Regions from separate parts of the Homo sapiens genome. Here region 1 is linked to region 2. A link is a loop called in an ENCODE intact Hi-C map of the cell type or tissue named here. Cell type or tissue: endothelial cell of umbilical vein. All regions are shown on one strand. Each heading gives the region's core, and the rest is flanking DNA. Links, peaks and the distances in the headings are about the cores only. Region 1 overlaps PPARD (peroxisome proliferator activated receptor delta). Region 2 overlaps PPARD (peroxisome proliferator activated receptor delta).

The links. A loop is a pair of places that touch in the nucleus more often than their neighbours do. Peaks named below come from ENCODE experiments on the same cell type or tissue, not always from the same donor. Only the 100,000 strongest peaks of a DNase experiment are listed, where the experiment ranks them.
Region 1: a loop joins it to region 2, with 5 times the contacts of the local background. A loop is called at or near these places in 9 of 110 quality-filtered maps.

The regions. Positions count from the first base shown.
Region 1 is chr6:35,362,574-35,374,149 of GRCh38, reverse strand. All of the region lies in intron 2 of PPARD (peroxisome proliferator activated receptor delta), which reads right to left. Among named protein-coding and RNA genes, the nearest start is that of PPARD, 26 kb to the right of the region's middle. RefSeq lists enhancers at 2,832-3,091, 3,431-3,510, 3,541-3,790. In endothelial cell of umbilical vein, for the core only: no CTCF peak of the experiment used is centred there; a DNase peak (open chromatin) is centred at 3,569; H3K27ac peaks cover 1,903 bases.
Region 2 is chr6:35,418,920-35,435,231 of GRCh38, reverse strand. PPARD (peroxisome proliferator activated receptor delta) reads right to left here. Exons shown (of 8, transcript NM_006238.5): 4 at 14,951-15,105; 5 at 13,274-13,412; 6 at 11,084-11,286; 7 at 10,453-10,903; 8 at 7,054-9,400. The coding sequence ends at 9,153. Among named protein-coding and RNA genes, the nearest start is that of FANCE, 25 kb to the left of the region's middle. In endothelial cell of umbilical vein, for the core only: no CTCF peak of the experiment used is centred there; DNase peaks (open chromatin) are centred at 6,501, 7,081, 8,881 and 9,771; H3K27ac peaks cover 4,918 bases.

The sequences.
Region 1 (11,576 bases), core at 1-8,000, 56 kb after region 2:
TTGGAGGCAGGAAACCCTGTGTCTGTGCAGCCATAGGAGAAACAGATTCACCAGCAGCAGAGGTCAGGAGCCAGAGGTTCACTACTGCCAGGTGGACCACTTTCACTGGCTGAATCCCAAGGTTCAATTCAAGTAATCAGTTACCCAGTGCCCAATCTTGACCTCAAGAAACATACAGTAGGCCAGGCGTGGTGGCTCACACTGCAATCCCAGTACTTTGGTAGGCTGAGATGGGTGGACTGCTTGAGCCCAGAAGTTCAAGACCAGCCTGAGCAACATGGTGAAATCCCATTTCTACAAAAAATACAAAAAAAATTAGCCAGGTGTGGTGGCACATGCCAGCAGTCCCAGCATCTTGGGAAGCTGAGGTGTGAGGATTGCTTGAGTTGGGGAGGTCAGGGCTGCTGTGAGCTGAGATTGCACCACTGCACTCCAGCCTGGATGACACAAGGAGACTTTGTCTCAAAAAAAAAAAAGAAAGAAAGAAACAAAGAAAGAAAGAAATGTACCGTAGAGTGAAGAACAGTCATAGTATAAGACAGACTATGGCAAACCCCACAAGAGACGTACCAACAGCTATGGAGTTCAAAGAACAGAAAGCTCCTCTGTGCAGTTTAGGGGTACAATCATGTTACAGAGGAGGCAACATTGGAAATGTTTTTTTCTCCATGTCCCCTTGTTACATAATTACAGGGGTACATTGATCCATGCAGCTGCGTGTCCAGTGGCTTGTGGCATCAAGGCACTTAACACTCTCCACAGCAGAAGCTGGTCTCTATAATAGCGATACCTAATAATTATTGTTTACAAAGAGTCAGGCATGTGTTCAATGTTTTATGGGCATTCTTTCATTTAATCATCCCGATTACTCTATAAGACATTGCTATGGTTTGAATGTTGTGAACCCTCCAAAATTCATGTTGAAACTTAATCCCCAATACAACGGTATTAAGAGGTGTGGCCTTTGGAGGTGTTTAGGTCATGAAGGCTCTGCCCTCAGGAACGGATTAGTGCTCTTATAAAAGGGCTCCAGGGAACTAGCTGGGCCACTTTCACCCTTCTGCCATGTAAGGACACAGCATTCATCCCCTCTGGAGGACACAGCAACAAGGTGCCATCTTGGAAGTGGACAGCAGCCTTCACCAGACATCAAGTCTGCCAATGCCTTGATCTTGAACTTCCCAGCCTCCAGAACTGTGAGAAATCAGTTTCTTTTGTTTATAAATTACCCATCTCAGGAATTTTGTTATAGCAGCACAGACTAAGACAGGTATGAACCATTGTTATTCCCAATTTACAGATGAGAAAACTGAGACCCAGAGATGCAAAGAAAAGTTTCCCAAGGTCACTGAGATAGGGTCATAGAGCCTGAATCTGAACCCAGGTCTAACTCCAGAGCACATGCTCTTACCCACTTTGTCATCTATCTCATATAGGCATAATTCCACATGCCCTCCTAGACCTGTAGCTCTGTAATCCATTGTCTTAGCCCTCACCATGCCCAGCTCCAGGACAAACTGTGGAGAGACAAAGACAACTGTGGCAGAATGACATACAAGTAGGCTGGATTTAAGTCACAGCTCTTACACTCATCCAAGCTTGGGATCCTCCAAGTATAGGTTGAGCGATTTGGCTAGCCACAGCATCTCTCTGGTTATAAAGCTCAGAGTGGGCTGGACGTGGTGGCTCACACCTGTAATCCCAGCACTTTGGGAAGCCAAGGTGGGCAGATCACCTGAGGTCAGGAGTTCAAGACTAACCTGGCCAACATGGTGAAACCCCGTCTCTACTAAAAAATACAAAAACTTGCCGGGCATGGTGGCGGGAGCCTGTAAACCCAGCTACTCGGGAGGCTGAAGCAGGAGAATGGCTTGAACCTGGGAGGTGGAGGTTGCAGTGAACCGAGATCATGCCACTCCACTCCAGCCTAGGCAACAGAGCGAGACTCCGTCTCAAAAAATAAAAATAAATAAAAATAAAGCTCAGAGTGTCAGGCACAGTGCTAGACACTATGCAATCTAATTCTCACAACAATCCATTAGCTCCATTTTCCAGAAGAGGAAACTGAAGCCCAGAAAGGTTACAATCTGTCAAAGGCCCTTGGCTAATAAATGACAGAACCAGGATTCAAACCCAGACCCACCTTAGAAACCACACTTGTAGCTGCTGTGCACACAACCTAGCAAGTCTGACCTAGGAGTTAGTGGAAAGGGCAGGCAGTGAACTTTGCCTTTGGACTAGGGGAGCTCAAACAGAGTAATAAATATGTAATCACTGTGTGGACTAGAAGTACAGTCACTATTTCAAGCCAGAGACCAACAAGGCCAGGCCCAGAGAGGAGGTCAATGAGCACAGGTTCATGTACGTCTGCAGCATAGGAAAGAATCTCTGCAATGAGTTTTTTTCCAAACAAGGTGGTCATGTTCACAGGTTCTAGGGGTTAGGACTTGGACATATCTTTTGGAGGGGCAACCATCCAACTCACTACAGGCAGGAAAATCAGTGGGGAGAAACACTCAAAAGAACGGGAGGAACGACCTGTGCATGGCAGAGGAATGAGGTTTAAAGCTGTCAGTAAGGCTCCGGGAAACTGAGAGAATGACGGATTATTAACAGAAAGGGGATATGCAAAGAGCAGAGACAAAGATGGACTCTGCTTTTAAGGCTGCACACTCCAGCAGGCAGGTGGACACAGGGACCTGGTTTTCAGGAGAAAAGAACTTTAGTATTTGGTAGCTATAAGAGCAGATGGTCACAGCCACAGGAAGGGACAAGCGCGTGGAGGGAGAGGAGAGAGGGCAGAAGCCTGAAGAATGTTGACACTCAGGCAGCGGAAAGAGGAAGAGGAACCAGGGCAGCAAAGGCGCAGTCAGAGAGGAAGGGAAACAGAGGCCATGGGAGAACAGACATTTACCCTCCTAGGGGGCAGGGTCCAGTCTCTTTCTTCTGCATCATTCCCGAGTCTAACAAGGTACTAGGCATAGAGTAGGCACTTGGCAACCGCTGAAGTAATAATAAAAAGCAATTATGTGAGAGAGACCAACATGTGAGTGATTTCTAAGATGCAAAGAAAAGAAGGTAAAGGCATCTGTAATGCTTGAGAGCTTGGCCAAGTTACATGAGGCAGCATCTTCTGAGAGGGTGTGGGGTGAGTAGGGGAAGGCCTGGAAGAAACCCCAAGGGAAATGTGATGGGAAAACCACGAGAAGAAGAAAAGAATGAGCAGCCAGCTGCTGGAGAAGGTGAATTCTGGGGCCTTAACTGCCCCACCATGGGGCTCGTGTGAGCTCCCTGCTACACACAAGAGCTGCCTTGCCATCTAGCCGCTCTTTTTTTTTCCAATCCCAACCATCCATTCCACATATTTATCTAAAAAGCAGTTACCACAACTCATCTTGGGGAGAAGAACTGCTGTGAAACCCATGAGCGAGAGGCTGCTGCTGTGACCTGGGAAGACCTGCCCTGCATCCCTGGCAAGTTCTCTGGGGTGACTCTTCACCATGGGCGGGTAGCAGGCTTTTCCAGACAGGAAGTGTGTGGAGAGGAGCAGGGACTGTGGCCAGTGGGTGACTCATGAAGCGTTTACCAGCCATGTGGGTGCCCACCACCCTCAGATGGGGGCAGACTGGGCCAGTTGCATCAGACTTCCTGGAAGCATTTCTTCATTTCTATTTTTGAAGACACTGAACTTCCAGAGTGACATCTCTCCTGACGACTTCAAAAGGCACTCCAATCAGCAGCCATAACCAGTATCTTCTTACACATACTTTATCCACCCAACTCTACTCACTCCCCAACATGCCTGCACACAATAGAGGAAGTGGCCAGACAACACGATGCAGCCTTTCTAAGGGCAACAGGAAACGATACAATACCACGGAGCCACAATGAGGACCCGGGCAGCTAGAGCTCCCACACACCACCATCTTTCCCAACAGCCAGACCCTTCCTGGCCCACAGACAGGGTCAGGACACAGACAGCATCAATTCCCAAACTAACTGGTTGACAGGTCAGAGAATATCATCATTCAAAAGATCACAGGACTTCCTGTACAAATTAACCCAGATTCAAAGGAACAGGGAGTCAGGTACCCTTATACTGCAGTGAGAGGGTAAATTAGTACAACTTTCTAGAATTTGGCAATATGGCAACATTTATTAATATCCTTACATTTTGATTCATTCAAAATTTGCACATATACACACATACACATCCTTTAAAAACTGAATACCTACCAAGTGCCAGGAACTATGCCAAGTAGTAGGGGAGACAGAGAAGGTGACTGTTCTCAAAGAGCTTTTGTTCTAGTCACAGATTCGGACAATTAACCAATAAATCAACAAAATAATTTCTGAGTGCAGAGAGCACTGGCTATAAGAGCAAAAGATGAGAAATAACCTAAACGTCTGTTGGCAGGACTGATTAAATAAGATTAGATATTCTCATAAGAATGAATACCGCTCTGCTATTAAAAGTGCATTCTTGAAAACTATATTCAAATTGCTAGGATATAAATGTTTAAAGCAGGTTTCAAAACAGTACCATGATTATGTCCAGTGACAGAAGCCAATCACAAAAGATCACATATTGTATGATCCCATTTATATGAAATGTCCAGAACAGGTAAATCTGTACGTAGAGAAAGCAGATGAGTGGTAGTCTTGGGCTGGAGTAAGGGCGGGATGGGGCATCGAGGCGGGAATGCACGCTAATGGATTATAAGATGTCTTTTTGGGACTAAGAAAATGTTCTAAAACTAGATTGTGGTGATGGTTGTACAACTCTGTAAATACTAAAAACCATCAAATTGCACACTGTCAACAGGTGGACTTTATGACTTACATCTCAACAAAACTGCTAAAAAGTAACATTCAATATGACTTCAATATGGTTTTCAAAAAGAGGGGGTGTGAAGGGTCATGAGGGGAAGGATGAATAGCCATTCAAAACATTAACCGTGGAAATTCTCTGAGAGGAAAGTTCTAGGTAATTTTATGGTCTTCCTTATATTTATCTTTATTTTCCAAATATTCTAAAATATAGAAGTTTATTTAACTGGCAAACCAAATTATCCAGGGTTTTAAAATCTACTTTTCCAAGTGTACCTTAAGTATGTCCAAGGCACAAGACTAGAAAGGTCCAACTGCTGTGCTAACCTAGGTATCTCTAGGGTTGTCATATTCTTCACACCAAAGATACCAACCAGACAGCCAAGCAAAGGAATTTCATATTTCAAATAAATCAGACCAAGTAGCTCCTGGTTAGGGAGTGTCTGCTGACTGCTGGAAGAGCTTGCTACTCTCTGCAAACACTTTCAAAGAAAAACACCCAGAGGCCACCATAAAGCTCAGATACTATCAAAGCATGCAAAACAACATCAAAGATTTGAGCAGATTCAAATAGAAACTTCCTGGACACTTTCAGGAGTCACTTCCTGGTTGTGAAGTGTGAGGCCCTCTGGACAAATCATTCTCTCCCATGTGGCCTCCTCTGATCAGTGACTTCAAAGGCATCTTTCTGAAATGACTGGGCTGAGGGAGGGTGCCAGCCTCTGGAAGTCATTGGTTTCCCAACCAGGCTGTACTCCCAAATCAATGGGGAGCTTTAAAGGCAGGTTCCTGGACGCCATCCCTGGGAATTCTAATTCAATAGGCATGAGGAAGGCCCAGGAATCTACATTTTCCCCAAAACTCCCTGGTGAATATGCCAGTTGAGTCAAGTATGGGACTCACTGGGCTGGATACCATCTGGGATAACTCAAAATAGGGCTAGCCTCCACATCTGGCTACAATGCAGCAGGAATCCCACCCAGTGAGCACTGTGCATCAAAAGGCCACTAAGCGCAGAAAGGGAAACTCCACAGGGAAATTCCATGCATGTCTGGCTATCACTGCTGAAGCTTGGGGGAAGCTAGCAAATCCCTAGAGCAAACCTATTTTGGAAGGTTCCCTAAGACACAGTGATCTTGGATGCTCATCTGTGAAAAGGGGGATGACTAGTACAACTTCCACTGTGGGAGACCACAAGAAAAATCAGCCCTCTCCAACCACACAAAAGAGCCAGCAAGCTTTGCAACTCCCAAGGAACCAGAAGCAGAAAGGGATGCAGTATGGCATGACAGACTGTGAGTCTGAGTCACACAGATCTGGGTTCAAATCCAGGTATCCACTACCGGCTGTCTGTGGATTAAATATGGCTACAAACCTTTTGCCACTCTTTCCATCAAGAGGTGGCGTCTAGTTCCCAACCTGGAATCTGGGCTGGCCCAGTGACAGCTCTGACCAATAGAACATGATTGAGGTGATGTTCTGGGACGTGAGCCCAGGCCTCAACACGACTGGCTTCCACTGTCTTGGCCCCCAGATGCCATGCTGCAAGAAGTTCAGGATAGACTCTTGAAGGATTAGAGGCCATGCAAAGAGAAGCTGCCTTGGACATTACAGTGCAGCTAAACACAGACAAATGGGCAAGCTTGGCCGACATCATGTGGGGCAGAACCAAGCATCTGGACCCAATTCACACAATCAAGAGAAAGGATAAATGGTGGTTGTTTTAAACTACTGAGTTTCACAGGTGATTTGTTACACAGCAGTAGGTAACTGAAACACTGTTTCTCCTTGAGCAAATGGATTTTTCTGAGCCTTAGTTTCCTCATCAATCAGATAGGGAATGATGATAACCTGAATAGGGTTGTGTGAGTTTCAACAGAAGTGAACGGGCTGTGAAAGTCTGAAGCGCAGGCCAGTGCCAGTTACCATCACTATCTGCGCAAACCCAATGTTCAAACCACCACCACACCACCATATCCTTTTTCCACATTTAGAGTCTTTTTGGGCCAAGGGTACCTCTTCATACACAAAGCACAGGAACTATTTATACTCGCCCTATAATTGGGAAGGACCCTGCCAACAAATGCCCCATGTTCCCAAATCACTCACCTTCTCCCATCACATCAGTGTTCCCTCCGGCCTCTCTTCTTCCTGTTACAGTGTTATCTTTGCCCCAGCCATCCAGGTTCAAAGAATCAACCTCTTACACTCCTCCATTTCCTTTTAGCATCCAGGGAACGGACAAAACCTCACCTCCCCAGTCACCCCCACCTTTCCACTTCCAGTGCCATCAAGGCACGGTCATCAAAGCCAGGCAGGTCTGAGTGCTGCTCTGCAACTTACTACCTTTATGACCATACGCAAGTCATAAGTCTGGCCATACGCAAGACCATATGCATATTAATCAGTAATACCTTCTTTTTGTGGTCATTTCGAAGAAAGAATATGCAGCTAAAGTATTTAATACAGAGGCCGGATGCAGCGGCTCACGCCCATAATCCCAGCACTTTGGGAGGCCAAAGTGGGTGGATTACTTGAGGCCAGGAGTTCAAGACCAGCCTGGCCAACACCGTGAAACCCCATTTCTACTAAAAATAGAAAAATTAGCCAGGCATGGTGGTACACGCCTGTAGTCACAGCCACTAAGGAGGCTGAGGCACTAGAATTGCTTGAACCCGGGAGGCAGAGGTTGCAGTGAGCCGAGATCATGCCACTGCACTCCAGCCTGGGTGACAGAGTGAGATTGTCTTAAAAAAAAAAAAAAGTATTTAGTACTACAGGCCAGGAATTTCTCACCTGTACTACTATAGCCATCTCCTAATCTAGGCCTCTGCCTGTGTATCTCTCTCCATTTTGACCCCTCTAGCATAAATGCTATCAGATTAATTGTCCTGTATAGCAACTATCACATTATTCTCCTGCTCAAAGACCTTCCATGGCTCACACTGTTCTCAGATCAATCTCTGACAACCTCTCAGCTAAGTATGTAAGATTGTCCACAATCATGGCTCCATCTGTTGCCTTGGCCAATCCTATCCTTACTGCAACTTGCTATTAGAGTCAGCCTTCTAAAATGGCTGGCAACAATCCTCACCTTCTGGTATTCACATATTTGTGTAAATCTCTCCTAACCCATAGAAACTGCGAGATAGTGTTTTAAGCTACTAAGTTTTGGGGTAATTTGTTATGCAGGAATAGATAACTAATACTCTTCATTTCCCCTGTCACACCTGAGCTGTTGTTCTTTTCTTCAGTCATATTTGCCCTTCCTACAACATCTCAGCCTGCTGAAATTCTGCCAGGCCTGCAAGGCCCACTCAGATACCAGCGCTCACTCACCCTGAGCCTTTCTTAACTATCCTCTGGAAGCCTTCCCTAGTTCCCCAGTGTCTATCTCCATTACTGCACCTATCACACAGAAGCATTGTCAATCTGTTTATCTGTGTGTAAAATGACAAGGTTATTCATTGCCAAAAAAGACTAGAAGTCACCTGCACATTCATCAATGAATAAGAGAATGGCACATCCAGGCCGTGCATGGTGACTCACGCCTGTAATCCTAGCACTTTGGGAGGCCGAGATGAGCAAATCATTTGAGATCAGGAGTTCAGGACCAGCCTGGCCAACAAAGTGAAACCCTGTCTCTACTAAAAATACAAAAATCAGCTGGGCATGATGGCACATGCCTGTAATCCCAGCTACTCAGGAGGCTGAGGCGGGAGAATCGCTTGACCCAGGAGGCAGAGGTTGCAGTAAGCCGAGATCATGCCACTGCACTCCAGCCTGGGTGACAGAGCAAAAATCTGTCTAAAAAAAAAAAAGAAGAGACTGGCACATCCATACAATGGATGAGCCAACTGTTAAAAAAAAAAGAATGAGGGGCTGGGCGTGGTGGCTCACACCTGTAATCCCAGGACTTTGGGAGGCCGAGGCGGGCGGATCATGAGGTCAGGAGATCGAGACCTTCCTGGCTAACACGGTGAAACCCTGTCTCTACTAAAAATACACACACACACAAAAATTAGCTGGGTGTGGTGGCAAGCACCTGTATTCCCAGCTACTCGGGAGGCTGAGGCAGGAGAATGGTGTGAACCAGGAGGTGGAGCTTGCAGTGAGCTGAGATCGCGCCACTGCACTCCAGCCTGGGTGACAGAGCGAGACTCCATCTCAAAAAAAAAAAAAAAAAAAAGAATAAGGAAGCTCTACATGTCTGGTATGCAAAGATGGCCAAGATATAATAAGTGAAGCAAGGTGCAGACCAGTGAGTATAGCAGACAGGTATCAGGTATCTGCCTAACGAGTAACACTTGGGGCCGGGCGCGGTGGCTCACGCCTGTAATCCCACCACTTTGGGAGGCCGAGGCGGGTGGATCACAAGGTCAGGAGATCGAGACCATCCTGGCTAACACAGTGAAACCCCGTCTCTACTAAAAATACAAAAAATTAGCTGGGCATGGTGGCATGCGCCTGTAGTCCCAGCTACTCGGGAGGCTGAGGCAGAAGAATCACTTGAACCCAGGAGGTGGAGGTTGCAGTGAGGCGAAATCGCGCCACTGCACTCCAGACAGAGTGAGACCCCGTCTCAAAAAAAAAAACAAACAAAAAACAAAGAGTAACACTTGGGAGGCCAAGGCGGGGAGATTGCCTGAGGTCAGGAGTTTGAGACCAGTCTGGCCAACACGGTGAAACCTCGTCTCTACTAAAAATACAAAAAAAAAATTAGCCAGGCGTGGTGGCATGCACCTGTAATCCCAGCTACTCAGGTGGCTGAGGCAGGGAAATTGCTTGAACCAGGGAGGTTCAGGTTGCAGTGAGCCAAGATCGTGCCACTGCACTCCAGCCTGGGCAACAGAGCAAGATGCCGTCTCAAAAAAAAAAAAAAAAAAAAGTTAAACATGGAATACTATATGACCCAGCAATTTCACTAAGTATATTCCCAAGAGAACCTAAAGCATATGTCCACACAAAAGCTTGTACATGAATGTTCACAGCAGTCAAAAAATGGAAACAACCCAAATGTCCACCAATTTACCAATAAATAAAATGGAATATATACACACAATGGAATACTCAGCCACAAAAAGGAATACAGTACTATTATATGCTACAACATGGATGAACCTCGAAAACATGCTAAGTGAAATTGTTCAGACACAAAAGGCTACATATTATATAATTCCATTCATATGAAATGTCCAGGATAGGGAAAGCCATAGAGAAGGGAAGTAGATTAGCAGCCAAGGGATGGAGTAACTGCTGACAGGTAAAGGGTTTTTTAGGTGATAGAAGTGTCCTGGAATTAGTGGTTAATAGAACACAGTTAATATAATATATAAACAACACAGCTAAAATAATATATAAAACCGTTAATATAATATATAAATATATTAATTTAATATAATATATAAAACACAGTTAATATACAAAAACCATCAAAGTACACACTTTAAAGTGGTGAATTTGGTTATGTGAACTATATCTTAATTTTATGCTATAAAAATATGTAGAATATAAAATAAAATAAACTGCTCACATTCTGCCTGTGGCTCAGGCATCAGTCACCCTGTCCATGCCCTCCAGCCCCAAAAGGCTGCCTGTCTCCCCCATTTTTGTGTCCCCTGGCACTTTCTAGCTGCTCACTCGCCCTTCATCTCCCCCGTGACTTCCCACTTTCTGACTCTTGGGCAAGGCCTGGCCCCCGCCTCACTGGATCCACCCTTTCCTGGTGGGTCCACACCACCTACTCAGACCTACTGGAGAGCGTCTGGAGGCTGAGGCACCAGCCCCAGAAGTCACCCCAGATGAGCCGTCCAATGGCCAGGGCTGTAGTTACAAGCGTGTGTCAGCTGAGGGATACAGTTTCACATGGGAACTTAATTATAGCTTGGGAGTGGTGAAGGGAGAGGCGGTGGCGCAGGCTTTGAGGGGACGTACAGGAAGCCAGTGGGTCTCACCAGGCCTGGGATCACAGCAGAACAGATATGATCCAGGCAGGCCCACAGGAACGCACAGCCTATGGAAATCAGCCTGCTTTTAAGCATGAATTCCTAGCCCAACCTGTGTGCAGGCCAAAGTGGCCCAGAAAAGACCTGAGAAGCCACTGACCCTCAGTGCTCAGAAAGGCCTTCTCCTTGCCTACTGCCAGAGACCCCATTTTATTCTGTAAGAAGTGACAGGAAGGCATAGCTTGTTCCCCACAAAATACCCCATCTTCAATTTTCTCCCTTGCTTTGAGATGCGTTTCTGGAACGGAATCTGAGTTACTGATGCATGGAACATCTTCCTCTATGCTCGGATCCCTGCCTACTGCCCAGGGAGATGCCAAGAAGCTGTGCAGCTGCTGCCACACAGGTGTCAGTAGAGCACAGTAGCCAGATATACCAGATGTGTCAAACTACTGGGGCTGGGCACTGCCAGGTGAGGGAAGCAGATCAGGCAGAAAAAGAGAGAATCTCTGGAAAGATCATGGAAAGAGTGGGGCCAGGGTGGAGGAGCAGGTGCCACTGAGACACATTTTCTTCTCCCCTATGTCTGGCCCCTATCTGGGCCCCTTATTCTCCAGGCGTCTTCCTGGCCAGCTTGCTTGCTGTTTCAGAGAGGTCCCTGCAGTCACCTGCTGCCTACCCCGCCCCAACCCATCACCCACGCAGCTTCTTCTCACTGACTCAAGACAGCACCAGGGACCCAGGCCCTCCTCTCAGTTGCTCTTCCCAAGACCCCCACCCCCAGCCCTGGCATTACCCTTC
Region 2 (16,312 bases), core at 5,391-13,390:
GAGCCAGGAGACCTGATATGACCTTGGACAAGGTGCCTCCCAGGCCTTGGCCTCAGTCTCTGCTACATAATGTGTCTGAGGAGATGGGGACCTTAGAGAAGGGGGATCATGGCCTCTAAGAGCGCTTCCAGCTCTGTTTCTAAGACTCCCTGAATTCCCATCTTACGCCTCCAAAGCCCAGTCTCTCTCTGCCAGACTGTACTGCCCTGTGTGGGAGACAAGATGCGAAAGTTAAAAAAAAAAAGTAAGAGGAATTAACTTAAAATTAAAGGAGAGATTTTAAAATTGAATTTTACAACTTCCTATGCCTATCAGTAGGTTGAAACACTAGGTTGGGAAACCAATAGTCCTGGAAATTTTTGTTATATATTTCACTTTTGCTGGATCAAATTTTTTTTTTTTAATTTTTATAGGTATTACCAATATGACCTTCATTGGAGGCTGCGCCAGTTTACAATCCTACCAACAGTATGGACTGCCCGTTTCTTCACACCCTTGCCAACACAATGTTATCAAACTTTTAAGTATTCAATTTAGTAAGTAAAACAACAGTATCTCAGCTGGGTGCCACAGCTCACACCTGTAATCCCAGGCCTTTGAGAGGCCAAGATGGGAGGATCGTTTGAGCCCAGGGGTTTGAGACCAGTCTGGGCAACATAGTAAGACCCTGTCTCTACAAAAAATCAAGAATAGTGAAGTGTGGTGGTGCATGCCTGTAGTCCCAGCTACTCAGGTGGCTGAGGCAGCAGGATCGCTTGAGCCTGAGAGGTCCAGTCTGCAGTGAGCTCTGATCATGCCATTGCACTCAGCCCGGGTGACAGAGTAAAACCCTGTCTCAAACAAAAACAAAAACAAAGCAGTATCTCATTGTAGTTTTAATTTACATTTCTCTTATGAATGAGGTTAAGCATCTTTTCATATTTTTCTTTTTTTTTTTTTTGAGACAGAGTCTTGCCCTTGTTACCCAGCCTGGAGCGCAATGGCGTGATCTCGGCTCACTGCAACCTCCGTCTCTCCCAGGTTCAAGCGATTCTCCTGCCTCAGCCTCCCGAGTAGCTGGAATTACAGGCGCTCAACACCACGCCCGGCTAATTTTGTATTTTTGGTAGAGATGGGGTTTCTCCATGTTGGCCAGGCTGGTCTCGAACTCCTGACCTCAGGTGATTTGCCCGCCTTGGCCTCTCAAAGTGTTGGGATTACAGGCGTGAACCACCACGCCCGGCCATCTTTTCATATTAAGAGGCATTTCCTTTTATGTTCATATCCTTTGCTCATTTTTCAATTGGATTGACCTTTTACTCATTGATTTATAACTGTTCTTTTTTTTTTTTTTTTTTTTTTTTTTAAGACGGAGTCTTGATCTTGTCACCCAGGCTGCAGTGCAATGGCACGATTTTGCCTCACTGCAACCTCTGCCTCCCGGGTTCAAGTGATTCTCCTGCCTCAGCCTCCTGAGTAGCTGGGATTACAGGTGCCCGCCACCATGCCCAGCTAATTTTTGTATTTTTAGTAGACGTGGGGTTTCACCATGTTGTCCAGGCTGGTCTCGAACTGCTGGCCTCAGGTGATCCACCTGCCTCAGCCTCCCAAAGTGCTGGGATTACAGGCGTGAGCCACCATGCCCGGCCTATAACTATTCTTTATATAATAAAGAAATTAGCCCAAAGGTTTTGCCATTTTTACATGGTTGGTTTAAAATTGCTTCCTTATGGTGTGTTTTATTTCAGGCAGAACATTTTTAAATGTATGTAGCAAAAGTTTTTAATACTTTATATTTTGGGGGAACAGTGTCTCCCTCTATGCCCAGGCTGGAGCGCAGTGGTGCCATCTTAGCTCACTGCAGCTTCAAACTTCTGGGCTTAAGCGATCCTCCTCCCTCAGCCTCCCGAGTAGCTGGGACTACAGGCATGTACCACCACGCCCGGCTAATTTTTAAAAACGTTTTGGCCGGGCATGGTAGCTCATGCCTGTAATCCCAGCACTTTGGGAGGCTGAGGTGGGTGTATCACCTGAGGTCAGGAATTTTGAGACCAGCCTGGCTAACATAGTGAAACCTGTTTCTACTAAAAATACCAAAAATTAGCTAGGCGTGGTGGCGCACGCCTATAATCTCTTGGGAGATTATATCAACTACTTGGGAGGCTAAGGCAGGAGAATTGCTTGAACCTGGGAGATGGAGGTTGCAGTAAGCCGAGATCATGCCATTGCACTCCAGCTTGGGAAACAAGAGTGAAACTCCGTCTCAAAAACAAAACAAAACAAAACAAAACAAAACTTTTTGGAGAGATGGGGGTCTCACTATGTTGCCCAGGCTGGTCTTGAACTCCTGGCCCCAAGTGATCCTCCTGCCTTGGCCTCCCAAAGTGCTGAGATTACAGGCATGAGCCACTGCACCAGCCTGATGAACATTTTTATTGTTTCCAAATGTTTGCTATTGCTCCTGTAAACGTTTATATAAGTCTTGGTGTAATTTGATGGGTTTCTCTCTAGGGTACTGTCTCAGGATGGCTTCTCTAGGAAATAGATTTGGAAGTTTACTTGCACAACACTTTCTGGGGAATGCTCTTTAGAACAACACCTGTAAGGAACTGAAGGAAGCAGGATTGGTCAGAGGATTCTCCCTAACCAGTTAAGTTAACCATTGAAGTTAAGCTGCAATGTAATTATAAGAGAAGCCTCAGCTCTGGAGCTGGGCCAGTCTTTGCAGTTGTCCCAAAACGGGCAAGAAGGCTTGGCCTTTGTACTCCCATGTTGGACACAGGCTGCCCTGAGCAGGGCGTGTGCATATCCTTGGGTGAGGCAGCTTCCTTTGGTAAGGGCAATTCACTGAGAGGAACTCAGCTTTGAATTCAGCAGCCGATACCCCCAGCAGCTGGGTCCTGAGGGGTGGGATCTGGGTGGTGCCCGGTAGCATCCACAGGCACATTTTAATAGGAAAATGCAGGGTAACAGAGTGTGTGCACCTTCAACTTGACTAGATTTTGCCAAATTGTTTTTCAAATTGATCGTACAGCACAACTTCTCCCTTCTGCAGTGTATGAGAATTTTTATTGATATTCTTTCCATATTTTCTACATCTTGATTTCCCTGTGTTATTTTCTGGAAATTTTCTTTCTTTTTTTTTTTTTTTTTAAGACGGAGTCTTGCTCGGTCACCAGGCAGGAGTACAGTGGCATGACCTTGGCTCACTGCAACCTCCGCCTCCCGGGTTCAAGCAATTCCCCTGCCTCAGCCTCCCAAGGGGCTGGGACTACAGGCGTGCACCACCACGCCTGCCTAATTTTTTGTATTTTAGTAGAAACAGGGTTTCACCATGTTGGCCAGGATGGTCTCGAACTCCTGACCTCATGAACCGCCCACCTCGGCCTCTCAAAGTGCTGGGATTACAGACGTGAGCCACCATGCCCGGCCGAAAATTTCTACAGATCCTTCTTGAGGAGCAAAAAATAATCTCTAGCTGTGTCTAATTTTTAACTCATTCAGGTTTTTTTTTTTTTCTTAGAAGTTCCAGGCATTTCTTAATTTTTTTTTTCTTAAAAAAGCAAATTGGCTGGGCGCAATGGCTCACGCCTGTAACCCTAACACTTTGGGAGGCTGAGGCGGGCAGATAACCTGAGGTCAGGAGTTCAAGACCAGCCTGACCAACATGGTGAAACCCCATCTCTACTAAAAATACAAAAATTAGCCGGGCGTGGTGGCGGCCACCTGTAATCCCAGGTACTTGGGAGGCTGAGGCAGGAGAATTGCTTGAACCTGGGAGGCAGAGTTTGTAGTGAGCCGAGATCATGCCATTGCACTCCAGCCTGGGCTACAGAGCGAGACTACATCTCAAAACAAAAAAACAAACAAAGCAAATTATTCCTTTCTTATGTTTTGATTTTTTTTTTGAGTCGAAGTCTTGCTCTGTCGCCCACGCTGGAGTGCAGTGGCTCGATCTCAGCTTACCGCAACCTCCATCTCCCAGGTTCAAGAGATTCTCCTGTGTCAGCCTCTGGAGCAGCTGGGACCACAGGCATGTGCCACTGCGTCTGGCTAATTTTTTGTGTTTTTAGTAGAGACAGGGTTTCGCCAGGCTGGCCTCAAACTTCTGATCTCAGGTGATCCACCCGCCTCACCCTCCCAAAGTGCTGGGATTACAGGTGTGAGCCACCACGCCCAACCTTGATTTCTTTTTTTTTTTTTAATGTATTTTTTATTTTATTTTTATTTTTTGAGACGGAGTCTCGCTCTGTCGCCCAGGCTGGAGTGCGGTGGTGCGATCTCGGCTCACTGCAAGCTCCGCCTCCTGGGTTCACTCTATTCTCCTGCCTCAGCCTCCCGAATAGCTGGGATTACAGGCGCCCACCACCATGCCTGGCTAATTTTTTGTATTTTTAGTGGAGATGGGGTTTCACCGTGTTAGCCAGGATGGTCTCGATCCCCTGACCTCATGATCCACCCGCCTTGGCCTCCCAAAGTGCTGGGATTACAGGCGTGAGCCACCGTGCCCGGCTATCTCTCTAATAAACTTCTAATTTCAGAATACTTTTAGGTTTATAGAATTATTGCCAAGAGAATCTTCTAAGTCTCCTAAGTTTGCTTTCTTCTTTTTTTAGTTTAAATGCTTGATTCATTTGTCCTGAGCATTATTAAAAAGAGACCAGGTGACCAACTGTTTTCCCCAAAGTTTTGATCCTGGCTGAAAAGCAGAGATCCTAAGGCTGCGGATGGAATACCGGCCATGCCTCTTCCTAGCTGTGACCACAGGCACACCCCTTAATCTCTCATTGCGCTTCCTCCTCTGTAAAATGACAGGTGATAATGTTTACCTTATAAGATTAGAGGTGATGTATGTATAATGCATGAATAGCTGCTTAATAAGGAATAGCAATTAGGGTAGTAACAACGGGGGCCAGAGTCATATGATGCTCTTTGCAGCACCAGAAGCCAGGCAAAGTGGTTGAGACAGCTTCGACTCTCTGAACTGAGTGAGAACTGGTTATTTAGTATACTGGGTTCTTCAGTGCTGGGAAGAGGACTGGCCTTTAACAACTGAGACACACACAGTCTTTGACTATTTTTTCCCCATTTGATAGTGTGGGAAAGAATAGGGAGGTGAGTAAAATAAACCAAGTGTAGAAAGTAAAAAAGGTTCCTCTTCAAAGTTTCCCTTCTTGTTAAAAAATAAATCATAAGTGTTAGAAATAATAGTTTCTTTTAAAGACTAACTTCCTTCAAGCCACCTTGTTTTGTGCTAATAACTCTTTGTTAAGCCCTATCCTGTGTAGCTGTTAGATATAAGGGAATTAGTACATTCTATGTCCTTGTACTTTAACCAGATATTTGGTTATTACTTTTCTAAGTCCTTTTGCAAGCAACTTCCTCTTTTCCTTTGTTCTCCCTTGCCTTCACCTATTTAGGAAAGTTTTAAGTTATTAGCCAGTCAGGTTTAGCTTAGATTGTGTGGTCTGGCTTCAGCCAATGGAGACAGGACACAGTAGCAGGGACAAGCTGCATAAAGGATAAAAATTGCTTCCCTCCTTTGTTCGTGTGTGCTCTCGCCATTGTTCCATCTGTGAGGAACACCCTTCCTGCAGAAAGTAAAATTGCCTTGCTGAGAAAACTTTTTGTCTAAATGCTAATTTTTCCTTATAGTTCCAAGGAACAAGCATTCTGTTTCTGAATAAACATTTTACTTATAACACCAAGTAAACCAGAGGATTCCATTATAAAAAAGGCTACCAATTTCAGAGATGCCCTGGTTCCAAGCACCCCTTTTTTTCTTCCTTCTCCTCTTTTCCTCCTGTTCCCCTGGGGCTGTCACTCTCTGGACTGAGATGAACCATATGGGACCTGACAATTCAGATTGCTCTGCCAAGATGACCAGCAAAGAAAGAAAACAAGGAGGCAAGTGCTGTAGTGACCATCCCTTAGCTGTGGGCCTCTGGGATCCCTCACACTGGGGCTGGTGCCTGTACGCTGTGCTAGTTGTTTGCCTGCAGACGCTTGGTTCAGTTCCCACCCTTCCACATGCTCCTCTATGCTGCAAGGGCTGGAAGTCTACAAACTCCATTTCCTAGACTACCATGCATTTTTTTCCCCCAATGGGAGGTAAAAGCAACAGACTGGAAGATAGGCAGAAGGAAGAATCCTTTGCTTCCCCAACCCCAAACTCTGACAGCACTTCTGGCAGAAGCAGCTGAGACCAGGCTATGAGTTATGGGGCTACAGCACTCAAGCAGTGAGGTTCCAGGGGCAGCAGTGGTGGTGGCCTCGGGCACTCTGGTGGCCCCATATGTACCATCTGCGTGAACTCAGGCACCAGCAGTCTGGTTCTACAGTCAAATCAACTGGTGACTTCAGGCTCCTGGGTCGCCGCAGTGTCAGTGTGTGTTGTAGCAACGGTGGGCCCTGAATACCATTTTCCCATTCAGCCCTGGAGGTGAGAATGGCTTCCTGCAGTTAGTCATCTCTGGATGACTCCTATTTCCCCCTATTGATCTTTCAGTACTTCCAATACTTTTGTAACAACTCCCTGCAGTACATTCCCCATTTGGAAATATTTAGCTGTAGTTTTTTCCTGACTAAACACATACTCTGTTACACACCCTGACCTGGCCTCACACTGCAAACAAACCCATGGCTGCCGGGGGCTGGGCTCGACTGGACCGCTGGGGAGATGGCACTCAGGAAAGACAGGAGAGAGCTGGGTGGCAGCAAAGGAGAGGAAAGCCGTGATCTCTTGTGGTGATGAAAAACTGGCTTTGATCTATTGAGTCCTGCATCCGCCTCCTCCAGGGGCCTTCCCCTTCCCCAGACCCCAAGTGCTCCACCAGGTGAGGCCAGGGCACCACAAGTCCTTTGTCCCCTCACACCCCAAATTCTCTCTGCAGGGCGGAAATGGCATAGTCGTCCACCTGACTGACAAGCGGTGAGCAAAGCGAGGTGGAGGCAGGGGAGGGTTTTGGAGCCCAAAGCCTCCTTTGCCCTCCAGTACTGGATGTGGAGGAGGCGTGGAGCCCTGTAAGCCCCAGGAAAAACATGCAAGTAACTGAGTCAGCTTCCAGTCAGCTCTTAAATATTTAATTCCCATTTATTTAAAGTTTCGTCAGTCTGTGTACACTATTTATATTAAAAACACAGGAAGCTGGGGCTCCTAGCAAAAATATACATTTCAATTTTGGAGATTGTTCAGACACTGAGAAGAGCTGTATCCTCAGCACCAGACCCGGGTCGGGGCAGGGACGCGGCATGTGGCCGGGGAGGGGGAGGTGGGTCCCAGCAGCTGTCCCTTCATAGCCTTGGCCTGAAAGGAAGCACCCCAACCCCCATCAGCTGGGTAGGTGGGGAGCGGGAAGAATCCTGCCAGCAGAGAGTGATCCTGGGGCATGGAAGGGAGGCTGCAGCGCCCGTAGGGGCAGGGGCTGGGCACTTCCACCCAGAGTCACACACAGAATGGCTCCTTGGGAGGGAGGACCAGGCAGGACCCAGGAAGCCTGGGCTTGAACCCCAGTTCTCCTACCTCTGTGCTCTGAGACTCCAGCCAGCCCCTTGCCCCTGCAGGCCTGGAGGGCTCTGCGCCGCTCAGACATGGCATGCCCAGCTGTGCTTTGGCCCTGCTCTGAGGTGAGCGCACCTCAACCTGGGAGCAGGGGAGGGCAGGGACCAGCGGTGTGGGACTGGTCCCACAAGGTCCCCGGACACTAGAGGCTGTGCAGGGAGACTTCTAGGTGGCCAGCTGGGCTGAGTAAAGGGGAAGGGGAGGGCAGTAGAGCTATTGGGACAAATGGACATCAGAATGAACAGGCTCAGTTTATCCCGGGAAGCTCCCACTGGGAGCAGGTGCTGGGCTGACCCACCAGGACCTGCAGGACCCCTGCCTCCCCGGAGACCTGGCCCAGCCCTGCCTGCTCACCTGCAGGCCCCTCTCTCTGGGTTCTCACCTGCCTCAGGGAGGGAAGGGAGGTGCATGGAGCCTGCAGGTAAAGTGATTTCAGTGCTTATGTGTGTGTGCTGGAGGGGCAGCTTCAGGGGGAGTGGGGCCTGAACTCCCGTGGAGCCAGCTAGAGAAAGGAGCAGGGGGATGTGAGGCCAGGCCCTGGCCCTGGATGCTGACACAATGTGGGCGGCTGCTACTGGGCAGGGGGGCAGTGGGAGTGCTGGCGGAAGGCCTGCCCCGAGCTCTCCCTGGCCTGACCCCAGGACTCAGACCCCGAGTCCTAGGGGCAGAATTGGGTGTGCTGCTTCCTCCAACCACCAATCCCCCCTCCTTCTCTTGAGACTTGCTCCTCTTCAGTGAGGTGGGGGCCCACCTGGAGGGAACCCTGCCTACTTCCAAGCTGGGAGAGTGCCGTCCAGCGGCCAGTGCAGGGGGCCATCAGCAACATTGGCCTGGCAAACCAGTGTGAAGATGGAAGGACACTGGGTGTCAGTGGGGCTGAGGTGTGCTGCTGGAGCAGGATCAGTTGGGTCAGTGGGTGGCCTCAGCATCGGAGGGGCAATGACAGTCTTGGGGAGGCATCTGGCTCTCAGCCTGGGGCCTCCTGCCCACTGTCCTTTGCAGCAGGGACCCCATGACTATAGGGGGCTGCAGTCAGTCCAGGCCATGCTTAGCCTTCCCTGGAACCCAGGCCCAGAGAGCTTAGTGTTTCTTTGGATGGCTCAAGTCTTTTGCTCTGAAGACAGGAGACAGAAGTGAGGACCTAAGCCTGCAGGTGCAATGATGGGGCAGAGGGCAGGCCCCACTCTCTTCTGCTCCTGGGGAAAAGGTGTGCAAAAGCAGAGGTCCTGTTCTATGCTGCTGGTGAAATAATACAAAACATCTCACAGAATAAGAAAGGAGGACAGACGTGGGGGGTGGAGAGAGAAAGGGAGGGCAAGGGAGAAGGGAAGAGAGAAACCTACAGAAAGGAAGAAACAGAGCAACAGGAATTAGAAAAGAAAGAGGAACTGAGAAAGAGGGAGACAACAAAGACAGGAAGAGAGCTGGCTGGAGGAAGCGGGAGAGAGGGCACAGGGAGCCAGAGGCCGTGGGTGTCATGTGTCTGAGGGCGATCGTGGGACTCTGCTGCTCCAGGCCGGGTGCTCAAGGGCTGGTCAATGGAAAAGTCATGTGGGTGGGCCCCTCCAGTGCTGGCCCCATTGGAGTCTGCAGGGAGGCCTGGGTGCCGCCGTTAGTACATGTCCTTGTAGATCTCCTGGAGCAGAGGGTGCAGCGAGGTCTCGGTTTCGGTCTTCTTGATCCGCTGCATCATCTGGGCGTGCTCGGTGACCAGTTGCCGCAGGTCAGCCATCTTCTGCAGCAGCTTGGGGAAGAGGTACTGGGCATCAGGGTGGTTGGCCTGCAGGTGGAATTCGAGGGCACGCAGGATGGTGTCCTGGATAGCCTCCACCCGTGGAACGTTCATGAGGCCTGGCCGGTCTGTGGGGACACAGGGCACGCCAGGGAGCTCAGAAAGGCAGTGGAGCTCCCCTACTTCCACCCCAAGAGGTGACTTGGCCCAGGGGACGGCAGGCCTCCTTGGCCGTGACAGACCAAGCCCTGTCCCATCAGCAATGCTCCACTGGGTGTTCTAATCTCCCTACCCCTGGTCTTAATCCACTTCTTTTGTTTTTTGCCAATTTGTCCCCACCTCCCCCCCGATTAGGCAACGTAGTATTGTGGTTAAGAGACTCAATGCTTAATTCAAATCCTGTGTCTGCCTGTGAGGCTATAGGCAGGTCATTCAGCCTCTCTGATGTGTAAAATGGAGACACAAAACATTCTTCCTGCACAGGGTTGTTGTGAGGATCAAGTGAGTCATCATCGATGAAAAGAACAGTGCCTGGCATGAAGTAAGCTCTAGACCACTGTTAGTTAGCATAGTTATTATTGTATTTATTGTGTTGGAATTTTAAAAATGCAGAAAAAATGCAGACAATTTTTCCACCCCACATTAACATGACAGCATACTGCCTGTTAGTCCTTTTCCTTTTTTTTGAGACAGGGTCTCACTCTGTCACCCAGGCTGGAGTGCAGTGGTGGGATTTTGGCTCACTGCAACCTCCACCTCTCGGGTTCAAGCGATTCTCCTGGCTCAGCCTCCCAAGTAGCTGGGATTACAGGCGCGTGCCACCACATCTGGCTAATTTTTTGTATTTTTAGTAGAGACGGGGTTTCACCATGTTGGCCAGGCTGGTTTCGAACTCCTGACCTCAAGTGATCCACCCGCCTCGGCCTGCCAAAGTGCTGGGATTACAGGTGTGAGCCACCACGTCTGGCTTAGTCTTTTTCCTGTCTCCACCTCTATCTACGTACATAATGAGATGGAGCTGATCCTGCATGCTCAGTCAGTGCCTTGCATGTTCCACTGCCAAGATCACAGGGACACTTCCCCACACTGTCAGAGCTCAGGCACAGTGCCCTGCAGTGAGGGCCAACCCCCAGGACGACTGGGTGTGCCAGGCCAGCCCACCTGCCCCACTCTCACTCACCTCCACACAGAATGATGGCCGCAATGAATAGGGCCAGGTCACTGTCATCAAGTTCCAGGGCGTTGAACTTGACAGCAAATTCAAACTTAGGCTCAATGATATCACTGAAGGGTTTGCGGAGGCTGCGCAGGAACTCACGGGTGACAAAGCCACTGCCGTTGGCTACCAGCAGCCCGTCCTTGTTGACGATAGAGGCCAGCATGGCGAAGATGGCCTCGTGCACGCCATACTTGAGAAGGGTAACCTGGTCGTTGAGGAAGAGGCTGCTGAAGCTGGGGATGCTCTTGGCGAACTCAGTGAGCTCCCGCACGGTCTCCACTGTGGTGCACTGGCAGCGGTAGAAGACGTGCACGCTGATCTCCTTGTAGGGAGGCAGGCCATTCACCAACTGCTTCCACACCAGCCCCTTCTCTGCCTGCCACAATGTCTCGATGTCGTGGATCACAAAGGGCTGAAAACCAGGCCCCGTTAGAGATCAGGCCTCGGGAGACCCCCACCCTGTGCTCCCCATGTCCCTTGCCTGCACCATGAAGTTGAGGGAGGGAGAAGGCCTGGCTCTCCCGGAGTCAGGCAGGCGGCAGTGGGACCCAGAGCCCAGGATGCTGCCAGGCCAAGCAGCAGCAACACTCACCGCCGTGTGGCTGGCTTTGCCGGTGAGGATGCTGCGGGCCTTCTTTTTGGTCATGTTGAAGTTTTTCAGGTAGGCATTGTAGATGTGCTTGGAGAAGGCCTTCAGGTCGGCCACCTGTGGGTTGTACTGGCTCCCCTCGTTTGCAGTCAGCCCTGCCACCAGCTTCCTCTTCTCAGCCTCCGGCATCCGACCAAAACGGATAGCTGCACAGGGAAGGGGGCAGTCAGCAAGGAGCCCAGGCAGGCCCCAGCACCTCTGACATCCCCATCCCTTTACAGGTGCATGGGCCAAATCCTTTTGGAGCCTAAGGCCCCCAGAAGCTCTAGAGTCAGCAAGGTAGGAATGATGGGGTGGCCCCTCCAGATCGCAAGCTCCACAAGATGTGATTTTTTTTTTTTTTTGGTGTATCTTTGCAAGAGCAGTGATTTTGTCTGTTTTGTTCACAGTGCCCAGCACACAAGGACTCTAACTTACTGAGTGACTGAGCTACGCTAGCTGGGGTAAGACAGACTTTGGTGACAAAGGCCTGGGCTTGAGTTCCAGCTCAGCAGTTTACTAGCTTTGTGACTTGGGGCAGACTCCTTCACTTTTCTTTTTCTTTTCTTTTTTTTTTTTTGAGACAGAGTCTCGCTCTGTCTCCCAGGCTGGAGTGCAGTGGCACGATCTCGGCTCACTGCAACCTCTGCCTCCCGGGTTCAAGCAATTCTCTGTCTCAGCCTCCCGAGTAGCTGGGATTATAGGCGCCCACCACCATGCCTGGCTAATTTTTGTATTTTTTTTTTAGTAGAGACAGAGTTTCACCATCTTGGCCAGGCTGGTCTTGAACTGCTGACCTCAGGTGATCCACTCGCCTTGGCCTCCCAAAGTGCTAGGATTATAGGCATGTGCCACCATGCCCAGCCTTTTTCTTTTTTTGTTTTGAGACAGGGTCTCACTCTCATCCAGGCTGGAGTACAGTGGCACAATCATGGCTCACTGCAGCCTTGACCTCCTGGGCTAAAGTGATCCTCCCGCCTCAGCCTTCTGAGTAGCTGGGACTACAGGTGCACGCCACCAAGCCTGGCTAAATTTTTTTTTTTTTTTTTTTTTTTTTTGTAGAGATGAGGTCTCACTATGTTGCTCAGGCTGGTCTTAAACTCCTGGACTCAAGCAATCCTCCTACCTTGGCCTCCCAAAGTGATGGGATTACAGGTGTGAGCCACTGCACCTGGCCACTTTTCTTTTTTAATCAGAAAAATGAGGCTAATACTTTTTAAAACTTACTGAGTTATTAGATCAATTAAATAAGAATCCTCACATAGTAAGCACTCAAAAATTGTTGTCATTAGTAATTGAGTAGGATACGAATTCGACTTCTCCTGGAGTTAGCGTAAGGAGAGGGATTCAGTCAGTTCCGAGATTTCCTAAGAAAGGAGTCAAACCCAGACCTGCCAGACCCCATTACCCAGGAGAGCCGCAAATGGAGGGCTCAGGTACTGCTACCCTCTAAGATGCAAGGCAGTTAGGGCATCCCTGGGTAAAAGCTGGCCAAGCAGCTAACCTGCCTGTAGAGATCACAAGAGGCTCTCCCCTGTCCTCTAGGGGTCTTACTCAGAGAGGTACTGAGGGGACAGGTGGGCTTTGCAATATCCTACCCTGGGGTCCGAAGACAAGGCTCTGCAGGAGGCCTGGAGCACAGGGCAGAGAAGGCTCTGTCTCCTGGGAGTGGGTGACCTCCAAGAAACTTCTGCCTGGCTCCTGGCAGTTGACAAATGTGGTTACTTACTGGTTACTGCCTGCCTTCTATAACCAAGAAGGGCCACCTGGCCTTGGCAGTAGCTTTCATGCTGTGTCAGGTCATCTGAGACAGGCTTGAGTTTCTGGGACTGGTGTTCCCCAAATTGTTCAAGCTGGTATCAATTATCAGTTCCCTTCTGGGCCAGAATGCGTAAACCTCAGGTATAGGGAGGTAAACACTACCCCACGCCTGGGACCCATGGTAGATGCTGGCAGTCTGAGGAAGTGGCAGGTCTTAGGCTCTAAGATCCAAGGTCCAGATCAGCAAAGCCAACAGCCAACAGCCATGGTGCTTACTGTGCGCCAGGCACTGCTCTACAGGTGCCCCCTCTAGGCTGCCCCAAGGGCTCCCTGGACCTTGGTTTCAGGCTGTGTGGAGCCAGCAGCCCGTGAGTTGCCCTGGTCAGCTCTCACCGTTGTGTGACATGCCCAGTGCCAGGCACTTCTGGAAGCGGCAGTACTGGCACTTGTTGCGGTTCTTCTTCTGAATCTTGCAGCTGCGCTCACACTTCTCGTACTCCAGCTTCATGCGGATCGTACGACGGAAGAAGCCCTGAAGCACCAAGAACAGGTGAGGAAAGGCCACCAGGAGGTGGGAGGGAGGCTGTGCCAAAGGGCCCGATTATGTATAAGGTGTAAACACTCCTGACATTTGGAAGTAACGAGAAGAAATTTTTTTGGAGGGGAGATGGAGAAGGAAAGTAATTCTAAAACTTTAATTAAAACTATTTTAGTTCAGGCACAGTGGCTCACGCCTGTAATCCCAGCACTTTGAGAGGCCGAGGTGGGCGGATCACCTGAGGTCAGGAGTTTGAGACCAGCCTGGCCAACATGGTGAAACCCCGTCTCTACTAAAAATACAGAAAAATTAGCTGGGTGTAGTGGCACACCCCTGTAATCCCAGCTACTCAGGAGGCTGAGGCAGGGGAATCGCTTGAACCCGGGAGGTGGAGGTTGCAGTCAGCCAAGATCGCGCCATTACACTCCAGCCTGGACAACAAGAGTGAAACTCCATCTCAAAACAAAACAAAACAAAATAAAACAAAACAAAACAAAAAAAAAACACAACTATTTTAAATGTCTAAAGAAGTCCTAAAGCTTCTTTGTTGGGGCTGGACACAGTGGCTCACGCCTGTAATCCCAGCACTTTGGGAGGCCGAGGTGGGTGGATCACCTGAGGTCAGGAGTTCAAGACCAGCCTAGCCAACATGGTGAAACCCCGTCCCTATTAAAACTACAAAAATTGGGTCAGGCACAGTGGTTCACACCTGTAATCCTAGCACTTTGGGAGGCCAAGGCAGGTGGATCACCTGAGGTCAGGAGTTCGAGACCAGCCTGGCCAATGTGGTGAAACCCCATCTCTACTAAAAATACAAAAATTAGCCAGGCATGGTGGCATGTACCTGTAATCCCAGCTACTCTGGAGGCTCAGGCAGGAGAATCTCCTGAACCCGGGAGGTGGAGGTTGCAGTTAACTGAGATCACGCCACTGCACTCCAGCCTGGGCGACAGATCGAGATTCCATCTCAAAAAAAAAAAAAAAAAAAAAAAAAGCTTCTTTGTTAGTTTGGTAACATAAGATTGTCTCACGGCTAACTTGATTTCTTCATAAATGTATCTGGTTCTGTGTATTTGTGAGGTGGTGATTCAATAAAATAATCTGTGAGATTTTGATGGGTGTGAAGTTAGGAAGGACCCACAAATATCACTGGAAAAACAAATGTCTGTCCTTTTTTCTCAGAGCCCGCTTTGAGCCTTGAGAAACAAGAAACCCAGACCTCAGGTAAGACGATGGCTCAGCCCAAGACCCTCATTCTGCCCTAGCTGCCTGGTCCCCAGGGGGACACAATCACCCACAGAGCTGGGTCAACACAGGTGCCCAGCAGGGTAGGCTTGACAAGGGAACCCCCTCTTCTCCTGCAGTGCCCAGAGCTGAGGTCTGGAGCACAAGGGCCTGGCTGCCTCCTGGGCAGGAATTCTGCAATAGGTACAGTCAGGGCCCCACCCCAAGGCAAGGAAAGCTTTGTGGAGGGTCAATTCACCATGTGACCACAGCCTCAGTGGCCAGCCACCGCTCCCCCCAGTCCGTACCTTGCACCCCTCACATGCATGAACACCGTAGTGGAAGCCCGATGCCTTGTCCCCGCACACCCGGCACTCCATGTTGAGGCTGCCGCATGAGGCCCCGTCACAGCCCATCTGCAGTTGGTCCAGCAGTGAGGGTGGCGAGGAGCTCCGGGAGAGGTCTGCGGACACACGATGGAGGGGCAGCTCCACATGCTGCCAGGCCTGGAAGCCAGGGCGTGGGAACAGCCCCACAGCCCTCGCCTCAGCCACTTAACAGCTGTGTGGCCTCAGGGAGTCAACCTTTCTGAGGACCAGTTTCTTCACCTAGAACAGGGGGTACTGACAGCTTCTCTGGGAGGATGGGCAAAAAGTCTCCACAGCATTTCTCCCAGAGCCTAACATACAGAAGATGTCCAGTACACAGCAGCTATTACCATCAGGGCTGGGTCAGAGGCTTCCTGGGCTGAACTCACCATGGGGTAGCAGTGGGGAGGAGGATGGCTGTGTTTTGGGAGGAAAGCAAGAGAGAGAAAGCAGACAGAGGGTCTTAGCCCTTAGGAAGCAGCTCTCCTGGTTCAGAGGTTGCCACCGTGTGGCCCATATGGAGATGTGTGCAACGTGTTTTGCAGAAACTGCAGGACTGTAGACCTCTGCAGAGCTAGCCTCCCCACCATCCCCCACAGGAAGTTCTATTCTTGCATAGACTCCAGGGATGCTGTAAACAATCTCTTCAAGAAGCTCAAGTTCATTCCCATGAAAACTTCTTGAGTAGAACAGCTTAGGTATCAGTCATATTGATTAAGCAACACACTGAATTTCTCCAAGTTTTTCTATCAGACGTATAGATGTTTGAACCACGGGGTGTTGAGTGTGTTGGCGAGAAAGGCAGTTTGCTAAGGCTATGACTTCAGGATATATCTGCTGTCAGATGATTTCATAAGAACTGCTAGGATTCTCTTCCCAGTGCCCTTTGGACACTCGGAAATGATCTCTTCATCTTGGAAAGGGGACCTGAACTGAGTCTCAGCTTCCTGACTCCTAGCCCAAAGCTGGTTTCATGGCCCCACATACCAGCTGTCCTACCTCTGCCATGATGACCGTCCAACCTCTGCACTCTTCTCTAATGACTGAGCAACCTCCCCAAAAGCAGGTGCCAAACCTCCAAACCAGAGAATCAGCCATTTTGAGTAGAAGGGGATGTTGGGGGACCGAAGCCACAGAGATAAACCCAGGCTAATGTTTTCCAGGCCTGTGGTAATACCTGTCTACTACACAGGCCAAGCAACTTTGATTTCCCCACCATGGGAGTACCTATCCACCTGCTACCAATCAAAGTGCACTCCATCCTTCCCACATGGTCTCCCCACTCCCCCAGCTTCCCCTTGG